Regions from separate parts of the Homo sapiens genome. Here regions 1 and 3 are each linked to region 2. A link is a loop called in an ENCODE intact Hi-C map of the cell type or tissue named here. Cell type or tissue: dorsolateral prefrontal cortex. All regions are shown on one strand.

The links. A loop is a pair of places that touch in the nucleus more often than their neighbours do. Peaks named below come from ENCODE experiments on the same cell type or tissue, not always from the same donor. Only the 100,000 strongest peaks of a DNase experiment are listed, where the experiment ranks them.
Region 1: it touches region 2 in a loop (9-fold over the local background); 14 of 110 quality-filtered maps call a loop at or near these places.
Region 3: a loop joins it to region 2, with 7 times the contacts of the local background. A loop is called at or near these places in 91 of 110 quality-filtered maps.

What each region holds. Positions count from the first base shown.
Region 1 is chr1:77,899,399-77,903,398 of GRCh38, reverse strand. All of the region lies in intron 1 of NEXN (nexilin F-actin binding protein), which reads right to left. Among named protein-coding and RNA genes, the nearest start is that of NEXN-AS1, 12 kb to the right of the region's middle. In dorsolateral prefrontal cortex, a CTCF peak has its summit at 2,497; a DNase peak (open chromatin) is centred at 2,509.
Region 2 is chr1:77,146,467-77,150,466 of GRCh38, reverse strand. The region is part of intron 9 of PIGK (phosphatidylinositol glycan anchor biosynthesis class K); the gene reads left to right. Among named protein-coding and RNA genes, the nearest start is that of PIGK, 71 kb to the left of the region's middle. In dorsolateral prefrontal cortex, CTCF peaks have their summits at 1,878 and 2,077 (motif pointing left); no DNase peak of the experiment used is centred here; H3K4me3 peaks cover 613 bases; H3K27ac peaks cover 771 bases.
Region 3 is chr1:77,532,179-77,536,178 of GRCh38, reverse strand. It overlaps AK5 (adenylate kinase 5), which reads right to left. Exons shown (of 14, transcript NM_174858.3): 13 at 141-332. Among named protein-coding and RNA genes, the nearest start is that of ZZZ3, 150 kb to the left of the region's middle. In dorsolateral prefrontal cortex, CTCF peaks have their summits at 2,099 and 2,299 (motif pointing right); a DNase peak (open chromatin) is centred at 2,318; H3K27ac peaks cover 3,761 bases.

The DNA.
Region 1 (4,000 bases), 750 kb before region 2:
GTTGCTATAGGGCAGCTACTTTAATGTAGTTTCTTCAGAACTCTTAACTGATACATATTGTATTAGAATAGAATAATAATTTAAGTATACATTATTGGTAAAAAAAATAGGTTTTAAAAGTTCCAGAAGAACTTCTAGCCATGATTGTTCTGATTTCTCTCTTTTTTTTTTTTCATTTCTTATGATAGGATAACAGCCCACCATTCTTTCTGCCCTCAACCAGGCCCACTAGGTTCTCTACTCAACTACTGCCATCTCTACCTCTCTGTGCTCTAGTGTATCACTCTAACTCTGAGGATGTTAACTGTGTAGTGCATCATGGATCAGAACTAAAATTCTCACCTGGGCTTGACAGGCCTTCTGCAGACCCTCAGACTCTTCAGTTTCCTTTGTCTTCTCTCCATTTTTTCAACCTTCCAGCTAGACAAATCTATTTAGTAGCCTTTTTCTACCTCCAAGACCTTTCTTAAGTCACTTCTTTACCAAGGAGGTATTTTCCCAAACTAATTATAATGGAAATGGTGATTTTTCTCCACTTCATCTTAAACATGGTTGTTTTTTCTCCTTCAGTCTCTGAGACCTCTAAATATGCTTAGATTTCTAGGTGTATCTGGCATAAACTTTAAACATTTTTATATTGGTAAACATCTCAGACATATCAGTCTAATCTATCTTTTTTGTTTACTTTTTTATTATGGAAAATTTCAGGCATACAAACTGAAAGAGACTAATACAATGAACCCCCATACACCCATATCAAGCTTCAACAATTATCAGCTTTTTCCACTGTATTAGGCAATACAAAGTCTGTTTCATTTATTTTGTGCAACACCTATTTCAGCATAACACATCTTTATAGATGTTTTAAATAATATTCTACCTGTACTCACCATATCCTAGGCTCTATGTAGTACATCCTCCTATCCTCTCAGAATATGAACAGAATCAAAACCTATAATTCTTGCCTTTTATTCTCTTTTGGGAAAACTTTAACCACTCAAAGAAAATTGGTAAACTTTCATTTGATGAAGTCATTAATAAAGTAATGAAAAGTTACATGTACAAATAAAATTTAAGGATTTTTTTAAAACTGCAGTACGTTAAAGGAAAGTTCTGAAACCTCTAAACCAAATAAAGGAGGAGAAAATAACAAATTGAATACCTATTGTGTACCATAAACTAGGTGATTTTCATATGCTTTATAAATTTAGAGTGATGAGTATGACAGAACTAAGAATAAACAGAAAAAGATAAATTAGTGAACATTGATGTTTTTTCAAGAAACATTTATTGAACATTTTTCTATAATGTGCTAGGTACAGTATATAGGCTACTACATAAATAATAACGAATAGGATAAAATATCTGTTATGGAGTTTATGGTCTAGATGAGATAAAATATAACTATCAAAAATATAATAAGGCTTACATTTTTAGATTAGAAAAGGCTTTATTTAGGTAACATCTGAAAGTGTGTAAACACACATAAAAATTAGCTTTAGCTGGGTGCATTCCTGTAGTCCCAGCTTAGTTAGCGAGGACTGAGGTAGAAAGATCGTTTGATCCCAGGAGTTTGAATCTGGTTTGGGCAACATAGTGAGACACCATCTCTAAATAAAATAATAAGATCTGTGATGTTAAAGAAAATCCCCCCACAAAAAGAAAGGCTATGTATTATAAAGTGGGTCTCAAACTTTTGGGGCTCAGGACCTAAAGTCTGGGCCCATTATTGAGGATCCTAAGGTGGTTCTTGGCCACCTTAAAGGGGCAGCCACAACACAACAATTCGGCTCCATTGCACCTTGTAAGTATCTAAGATCCCCGGCAAGTCCATTGAATTCTTATGAAGAATAAGATGAGAGAGAAAACAGTGACCAAAAGATAAGGTTGAACATGTGGTTCTAAGAGTTTGGTTATAATAGAGGTTTTGTTTATATGGATAATAACAATAGGTCTTTAATATATTAGAAATTAAAACAAAATATTCTAATATGTACTTATAAAGTCATTTAAAGTAACAATAACAAACCATTATTTATAAACATAAAAATAATTAGTAAGAAGAGGAAAATAATTTTACATTTTTGCTAATCTCTGGTATCTGGCTTAATAGAGGAAAAATACATTCTCATATCTGCTTCTGCATTCAAACTACGGTGATGTTGTTTTGATTGAAGTCTCTAAGAAAATATGACCTTATACTAATATGTAGTTGGAAAAGGAAGGACTTTATGGACCCCTAAATGGTACTGAGGACTCCCAGGGGTTCTAAGACCACATTTTGAGATTTGCTGAGTTACAGGAAAAACATCCTAATTGAGTCATATCAAGTTCTCATTCTAGAAATGTATTTTAGAATGCTAAATGGAGATTGGCTTAACAACTTAATTCCTATACTCAGTGACCTGAATGCCAAGAGACTTTGTATCTGGAATCTTAACAGGCTTTTCTTCTTCTAGCGTTAAGTGATTTTTCTTGTTTGAGTAGGCAGATGCAATGTCCTTGGCCACCTTAAAGGGGCAGCAGCAACCCAACAATTCAGCTCCATTACACCTATGTATCTAAAATCCCAGGCAAGTCAATTGAATCGTTATCAAGAATACGATTAGAAAGAAACCAGTGATCAAAAGATAAGATGGAACAGGTGGTTCTAAGAGTTTGGTCATAATAGAGAAGGCTGGGATGATAAAGAGATTTAGTAATGGCATTCTAACACATTAAGCATTCATGTTAAATGAAGACGAATATGTATCCACCGCAGGTTTCAGAGGTAATATTGCAATATTAGTATAACCCATACACAATTTATCAAAAAAGCTGCATTTTTTCAAATTTGACAGATGAGGTCTGTATTTACAATACATTATTTTTGTGAAAAGGAGAATCTGCTGTATGCCAAAAAGTATGCCTGGCAATGGGATACGAAACAAATAAGAGCTAGCCCTTGTGAATCAAATAGCTTTGGTGACAGAAATAGATGTACTAATTATTATATGATGTAGTAAATGCTATAATACCAGTATTATAACCAGGCTATAGAAACATGGAAAAGACTATGGTATGGTTAAGGAAGAGGCTGGGTTAAAGAAGGTTTCACGGAGACAATGACATTTGAGTTAGACCTTGACAGATAAGTAGAATTTCACAAAGTGGAAAAGATTGTAAAGGCATCCAGGAAAAAGAACCAGAATGAACAAAAATACCAATGCCTGGTGACCCATTGCAAATCTGGGGAGCTATAAAATTGTCCAGTCAGTCTATGGCAAAACTAGAAGGACAGGCTGGGCACAGACTAGAATGAATACTGTGCACCATATTAATAAAAAGTTCAGATATTACCTAATAATACTATAGGCAATAGAGAGCCAGCAAACGAGCATGACTGAAAGATGTATCCTAGAAAGAAAAGAAAAAGAAACTCATAGCAATGTAGAGAATGGAGTTTAATGGGGAAAGACTAGTGGAAGGAGGACAAGTACAATGACCTTGGTAAGAGAAGATAAGGGCCTGAATTAGGACATTAGCATTAGGAATGAAAAGCTGGAAGAGACATTTTGGAAGTGGAATTGACAGGACATGGTGACTCATTATTTATTTAACAAATATTTCTTACGCTCCTACTTTGTGTCAGGCGCTATCCTAAGCTTGGGGAGATGAAAGGGAACAAAAAGTCAAAGTCCCTGTCTTGATTAAATTTTTTTGTTTGTTTTTTGTTTTTTTATTTTTTATTTTTTTATTTTATTATTATTATATTTTAAGTTTTAATGTGCACAATGTGCAAGTTTGTTACATATGTATACATGTGCCATGTTGGTGTGCTGCACCCATTAACTCGTCATTTAGCATTAGGTATATCTCCAAATGCTATCCCTCCCCTCTCCCCGCATCCCGCAACCGTCCCCGGAGTGTGATGTTCCCCTTTCTGTGTCCATGTGTTCTCATTGTTCAATTCCCACCTATGAGTGAGAACATGCGGTGTTTGGTTTTTTGTCCTTGCGAT
Region 2 (4,000 bases):
TCAAGCTAGTCTGGAACTCCTGGGCTCAAGCGATCCTTTTGCCTCAGCCTCCCACATAACTGGGACTACAGACATGCACCACCACACCAGGCTAATTTCTTTTTATTTTTTGTAGAGATGGGGGTCTCCGTATGTTGCCTAGGCTGGTCTTGAACTCCTGGGCTCAAACGATCCTCCCACCTTGGCCTCCCAAAGTGCTGGGGTTACAAGTGTAAGCCACTGCGCCCAGTCTGATCCTTATTTCTTTTCTTCTACTAATTTTGGATTTGTTTTGCTCTTGATTTTTGAGTTCTTTAAGTTGCATAGTTAAGTTGTTTATTTGAAATCTTTCTTTTTGATGTAGGCGTTTATTGCTATAAACTTTCCTTTTAATACTACTTTTACTGTATCCCATATTCTGATATGTTGTGTTTGTATTTTCATTTGTTTCAAGACATTTTTAAATTTTCTTCTTAATTTCTCCATTGACCCATTTGTTATTCAGGAGAATGTTATTTCCATGTATTTGTATAGTTTTCCAAAGGTCCTCTTGTTATTGACTTTTAGGTTTTTTTTTTATAGTCAGAAAAAGATACTTGAAATGATTTCAGCTTTTTTGAATTTGTTGAGACTTGTTTTGTGACCTAACATATGGTCTATCCTGGATAATGTTTTATGTGCTGATGAGGAAAATGTATAATCTGCAGCAGCAGACTGAAATGTTCTATAAATGTCTATTAGGTCCATTTGGTCTAGAGTATAGACTCCAATCCTTCTTTGTAGATTTTCTGCTTGGATGATCTGTCTGTTGTTGAAAGTGGGGTGTTGAAGTGCTATACTATTATTGTATTACAGTTTGCCTCTTCCTTTAGATCTAATCATATTTGCTTTATATTTGGGTAATACTGCAATGGGTATATACATATTTACTATTATTATATTCTCTTGCTAAATTGACTCCTTTATCATTATATGATGACCTTCTTTGTTTCTTTTTATGGTTTTTGACTTAAAGTCTGTTTTATCTGATATAAGCATTGCTACTCATGCTCTTTTTTGGTTTTCATTTACATAAAATATCTTTTTCTATTTGTTCATTTTTTGTCTGTATCTTTATAGGTGAAGTGAGTTTCTTGTAGGCAACATATAGGTGGGTCTTGTTTTTTAATCCAGTTAGTCATGTCTTTTAATTATGATGTCTTTTAATTGGAGAATTTAGTCAATTTATATTCAGTATTATTATTGGTAGGTAAGGGCTTACTGTAGCCATTTTGTTATTTGTTTTCTAGTTATTTTGTAACTCCTCTCTTCCTTTTTTTCTATTTTCCTTTGCGATTAAATGATTTTCCCTGGTAGTATGTTTTAATTCATTGCTTTTTGCTTTTAGTGTATCTATTATAGGTTTTTGCTTTGTGGTTACCATTAGGTTCATTAAAAATCGTATAGTTCTAATAAGTTATTTAAAACTGATATGGCTGGGCGTGGTGGCTCACGCCTGTAATCCCAGCACTTTGGGAGGCCAAGGTGGGCAGATCACTAGGTCAGGAGATCAACACCATTCTGGCCAACATGGTGAAACCCCATCTCTACTAAAAATACAAAAAAATTAGCTGAGCGTGGCAGTGCGCACCTGTAGTCCCAGCTACTTAAGAGGGTGAGGCAGGATAATTGCTTGAACCCAGGAGGCGGGGGCTGCAGTAAGCCGAGATCGCGCCACTGCACTCCAGCTTGGCGACAGAGCAAGACTCTGTCTCAAAAAAAAAAAACCAAAAAACAAAAACTGATGCTAACGTAACTTCAATCACCAAAAAAGAGAAAAGAAGCAAACAAACAAACCAAAACCTGTGCACATTAACTCCCTCTCCCCCGACATTTTGAATTTTTGATGTCACAATTTGCGTTTTTTTTATATTGCCTATGTTGACAAATTGTTTTGTTATATGTTCTGGAAGAATGGAATTTGGCTCTTAAATTATTTGTATGTATTAGCACAGTAGCAAAAATTGTCATTGCCGAAGATTGTTGTTTTTAATCAAGGAGAAAATTACTTTAAATATCACAGCCAGATATCAAGCACTGTTGAATTAGAGCACCCTCTAGTGTTTATAAATAAATTTTATTTACAATGTTGCTATTTACCAGATGGCTTCATAATTATTGGTGTACTTTATTCAGTTAATTTATGAGAATCAGGCTCCCAGTGGTTCAGGAATTTTTACATAGATGCTATAAATATTATCTCATTGTATGTAGGTGCTGTTTGCATGCAAATATGAATGGCAATCCAAAGTTTATTTAAAGTATATAATGAGAGATCAGATATCATAAAAAACTATTTTATTAAGGAAATTATAGGCTGGAGTATATATGCATTTAAAAAAATCTTAGGTTAAATTATCAACACACTGTTATTAAAATTGACAGTTAGAAATACTTTCTACACATATTAGGGAAACAGTGGAGTCCATTGATTCAGTTATTCATATTTTATATTTTGTGTAGTACACTAGAGTAAAATCAGATATGATGGAGAACTTTAGTACATAAAACTGATTGGGAGTACCTTTATGAAATAAGAATTGTTTTTATGTGTCTTCTGAAACTTACATATGTTAAGTAAGATAAAGTTATATAGTAACAACCCTTTGTTTCTGCATATGTCTTACTAATTGTGTTGTAATTTATTTGCAAGAGCAGATGAGGTAAAATAAGGACTGATTGTAATAAGCTTTGCTTAGGTAACTTGATTTTAAACAGCTTCATCGTAGTATACATAGGCTGGCTTTGGATAAGTATGCAGACAGATAAACTCTCTTCCTCTTCAAAGAGTTGGGTTTTTTGAATCTGGTGGTAATTCTGTGTCAGAAAACCTTTTACTGAGGTTACCAGTTTTGTATCTTTTCTGTATTAGGAAGATATCCTCCAGGTTGTGACTGTAAAAATTTTGCACATTTTAGTGTTACCAAATTTGTAGAAGTCTAAATTCTATAGAATTACCTAAGGAAAAACAGAATCTAAGACATTATGAACTCTAAACACTCACCTCTTATGTTAGTGGGTTAGAAGAAACTTACCTAGTCTGAATTTTTCTCCCCTGCCCTCACCTCCCCTCCCGTTCCCTCCTCTCTCCTCCTGATATGGTTTGGCTCTGTGTCCCCACCCAAATCTCATCTTGAATTTTACTTCCCTAATTCCCATGTGTTGTGGGAGGGACCCGGTGGGAGATAATTGAATCATGGGGGTGGTTTCCCCCATACTGTTCTCATGGTAGTGAATAAGTCTCACGAGATCTGATGGCTTTATAAGGGGCTTCTGCTTTTGCTCCCCTCTCATTCTCTCTTACTGCCACCAAGTAAGAAGCGCCTTTTGCCTTCTGCCATGATTTTGAGGCCTCCCCAGCTATGAGGAACTGTGAGTCCATTAAACCTATTTTTCTTCCCAGTCTCGAGTGTGTCTTTGTCAGCAGTGTGAAAACAGACTAATGCACCTCCCCTCCCCTCCTTCCTGTCTCTCCCTTCTTTCCCTCATCTTCCCTCACAGGGTCTTTCTCTCTTGCCTATGCAGAGTCATAGCTCACTGTACCCTTGAACTTTCAGGCTTAGGTGATCCTCCCACCTCAGCCTCCCAAGTAGCTGGGACTACAAGCTCAAGCTGCCATGCCTGGCTAATTTTTCTTTTACTTTTTTTTTTTTAGACAGAGTCTCGCTGTGTCGCCCAGGCTGGAGTGCAGTGGCACAATCTTGGCTCACCGCAACCTCCGCCTCCCGGGTTCTAGCAATTCTCCTGCCTTAGCCTCCTGAGTAGCTGGGACTACAGGTGCATGCTGCCATGCCTGGCTAATTTTTTTGTATTTTAGTAGAGACGGGGTTTCGCCGTGTTGCCCAGGCTGGCCTCGAACTCCTGAGCTCAGGCAATCCACCTGCCTCTGCCTCCCAAAGTGCTGGGATTACATGTGTGAGCCATCTTGCCAGGCCTCTTTTACATTTTTTTTAGAGACAGGGTCTTGCTATGTTATCCAGGC
Region 3 (4,000 bases), 390 kb before region 2:
TTTTGGCCCCAGTGCTGCAGCTGCACAGAGTTCTAATTCCCAGATCCCTTAACTAAAATGTTCTCAGCTTTTTCTCTTTTCTTGGAAAAAAAAAAAAAAGGTAAGCGGCTCATTTCAGAGGAGAAAGTGAAGTGACTCGCCTTGTGTAGCTGTGTTTTTGTCTCGTAGTAGGCGATCACGGGGATGGACGCTCGGTAGTAGGCTTCTAGGCGCTTGGCGATGGTCTTGGTGGTGTCGTCCACAGGCAGGCTGCTCCGGCTCCTTTGGAGAAGGCGGTTGGTCATGGTGTCTGCCGAGCAGTCCATACAGATCACCAACTGTGGGTCTCCAATCTGGAGATGGGAGTGGAGCACAACACAGTCAGAAACCTCACCCTGCTGATGTTCTGGAAAGGCCCAGGGCCTCTGGTTTTTCCTTTCTTGGCCTTCTGGTTCCCTTCAAGGTCCCAGCATTACACTATGGTGCAGCTGGGACTGGACTCCATAGCTCCCCCCTTCCAGGTCAGTTCCCTTCTACACACTGCCTCAGAGCTGTCTCTTGCCCTCAGCTTTTAGGCCACCTCACGTGATGCAGACGAGTATATGCCACCCACTGCAGCCACTGTCTGTCTTCTTCTGCACTGAGAAGAAAGGAGTATGTATGTGTGAGGGGGTGTTTCCTCTAATGTGAAGCCTTTCCTGACCACCTGAGGCACAGCTAATCACTTCTCCTTCAAGCCACCGTGATATAACAGCCACAGGTGGCATTCTGTGGCTGTGCCTGTACTGTGTCAGGTGAGTGGGGCATAATGCTTTAGCACACAGAGGCTGGAATCAGGCTGCTTAGGGTCAAACCCTGGTGTCATGACTTGTCTCCAGGATGGGCTTCATCAATTCGTTATCTCACTTTACTTGTAAGCTACTCTCCCACTGAGACACAGAAACACCTTGAATCTGACCTGTAACTATTTTGACCAACAGACTGTAGCGGAAATAATGTCCATGCTTTTAGAGTCTAGGTCACAAGAAAGTTTGCAGTTTCTGTCTGGTTTTGTGGAACACTTGCTGCAGTGGGGAGTCCGCTGCCATCTAAGATGTCCAACTATCCTGAGACTGCCAGGCTGAGAGGAAGCCCAAGTTAGCCATGTGGAGAGGCCATGTGGACGGAGATGCCCTACCAGCCCCCAACTGTTTTAGATATCCCAGCCCTGGCTCCAGACATGGATCTCAGCCCCAGCCACTGTCTGAGTGCAATTGCATAAGGAACCCCAAGTGAGAACCAGCCCGCTGAGCCCCATAACTTCCAGAACCACGAGAGATAATAACAAATTGTTCTTTAAAGTTTTTATTTTCTTTTCTTTTGTAAGAGATGGGGTCTCGCTCTGATGCCCAGGCTGGAGTGCAATGGCTATTCATGGCATAATTATAGTGCACTATACAGTCTTGAACTCCTGAACTCAAGTGATCCTCTTGCCTCAGCTTCCGGAGTAGCTGGGGCTACACACACATGCCACTGTGCCAGACTTACATATTGTTCATTTAAACTGACTTCCTCATTAACTAGAAGTCTGACTCAACTTCTCTGCATCTGAGTCTTCTCATTCATACAATGAGGATGATCATAGGATTGCTGTGAGGATGAAATAAAATTAAATAAGGTAACATACGTATGCTCCTTGGCATACAGCAGACACTCACTAACGATTCACTGTTACGCTTATTTCCTCTATGAGGCTTAGGTTCCCCGTGTGCAGGGATTAAGAATTCTCTGCTCCTAGTCCCAAGTCTTGCACACAGTAGGTGATGAAGAAATGTTTTAATGAATGAGTGATGGTGGTATGATCTGTGTTATGAGTCTCCCCATCTCCATATCCTTCTCTTAAATGTTCTTTTGTCTCTGGGACATGCTTACTTTGCATCCTCCTCCAACCCTGGATCAGAGGAAACCATTACTCCCCCTGACCTTGCCACATTCGAGCTGTGAGTAAATGAAGGCTTGCCACCACTGTAGAAAGTGTGTGGGGTGGGATGAGAACAAAGTTCAGTCAAGAAGAGGATGTTTAGGCAACACGGAGAACTCGTAATATCGTGAGTTGCCAGACAGTGTTGGTCAAACATTTATCTACCTCCTCTGAGGGGTGTACTTTAAGGAACAGAGTGGAAACATTCTCCAAAATCGACAACAGTGCAATAAACCTCTGGAATAGGTCATGCGACTTTTCTGTCTGTATTAATTGGAAGGAAAAAAAAAAAGAGCATTTGTGCAGCAAGAAAGGCTGGGTGAGGGTTTAGGAAAAAAATGACCCTTGTTCACCAGCAGAGGGCGAGCTTGGGAGGCGGCTTAATGTTCTCCCTGAAACAACTTTGGGTTAGGGTTGCATGAGACAGCCAGGCGATTTTTCCAATTGTGGGGTTATTTTCAGGCCATTTGTGGGGACAGGAAAGATAATTCAGGGACACAGGTACAAACAGAGATTATATGTCACTGAGCAGGAGCCGGCAGCAAATGACCTTTTAGACCAAAATAAGCACGGGGCAGAGAGGTAGCTTTTTCTTCCACACTGATTCCCAAAGTGTGGCCCACGGACCAGCAGCATGTCATTTGGAAGCTTGTTAGAAATATAGACTCTCAGGCACAACACGCGACCTGCTGAAGCAGAATCTGTTTTTTTTTTTTTTTTTTTTTTTTTTGGTGACAGAGTCTTGCTCTGCAGCCTAGGCTGGAGTGCAGTGATGTGATCACTGCAACCTCTGCCTCCCAGGTTCAAGCAATCCTCCTGTCTTAGCCTCCCAAGTAGCTGGGATTACAGGTGTGCACCACCACACCCGGCTAATTTTTGTATTTTTAGTAGAGACGGGGTTTCACCATGGTGGCCAGGCTGGTCATGAACTCCTGACCTCAAGTGATCCACCCACCTCAGCCTCTCAAAGTACTGGGATTACAGGTGTGAGCCACCGCACCCAGCCTAGAGTCTGCATCTTAACCAGATCCCTAAGTGAGTCTTCACAGCATCATAGTTTGAGAAGCTACTCTGACAAGCCATTTTCCTGTGCCAAAACTAGGGGGTTTGACCTAACCTCTCTCTCCTGGAATCAGCACTCTCTTCCTATATAAAAAGCTATCGATCAGTTATTCTATTTGGAAGTGACCTGAACCATTTGTTTTTAATACCTAAAATTTTTTGAAATGTTTCAATGAGATACCATCTAATTTTTTTCAAAATGCTTCGCTATGTATCATTAGAAAGTCCCTTGGAGTAGCTGTCTGGTTCCTAGCTCTGCTCTTGTTTTCACCGGACTGTGGTTAGTCTTCAACATCAAGTAAGCAGACGAGCAGAGAACTCTGCCCTTGGCTGAATGAATCAGAGACTTGGGGACATTGGCCTGCCCCCAACATCACCCTGCTGGCACCCTGGGGCTCTGGCACCAGCCTCACCGGATTCTCCATGGCCTTTGGTTTTCAGGGGACCTTAGTTAGAGCACAAGTGCCCTTGGAAGGGCTGCTGAGATGCCATCAGCAACATTTCAGCAGCTGGCTATGCTTCACTGTGCTAAGGGCTTTACAAACAGCCATCCCATAAGCCCTCTGGCGCTCTTGCCGGGAAGTATGATTATTCCCACTTTAAGGATGAGGAAATGGAGGCCCTCAGAGGTTAACCTTCCCAAGGTCACTAGGGACTAGTGAGTGACAGGCCTGAAGCAGATACATGTAACCCCAAAGCTTGGTGACCTCACCCTGATGGAGAGAGCCAACGCCTTCAGAATGAAGTTTGGGCAAGAAGCTGAGTGGGCCAAATGGAACCAGGAGAGGGGGGTGGGGCCGTGGGAAAGGGAGCGAGTGGGGTGGGGTGCCTACTCACTTATTTTATTTTTCAGAAGCTGCCTCTGCTGCCTCTTGGGATCTAGTGGGACTGAGAGGTGACAGCATGCTGGCAGCCCTCACAGCCCCCGCTCGATGTCAGCGCCTCCTCCGCCTTGGCGCCCACTCTGGCCGCGCTTGAGGAGCCCTTCAGCCCGCCGCT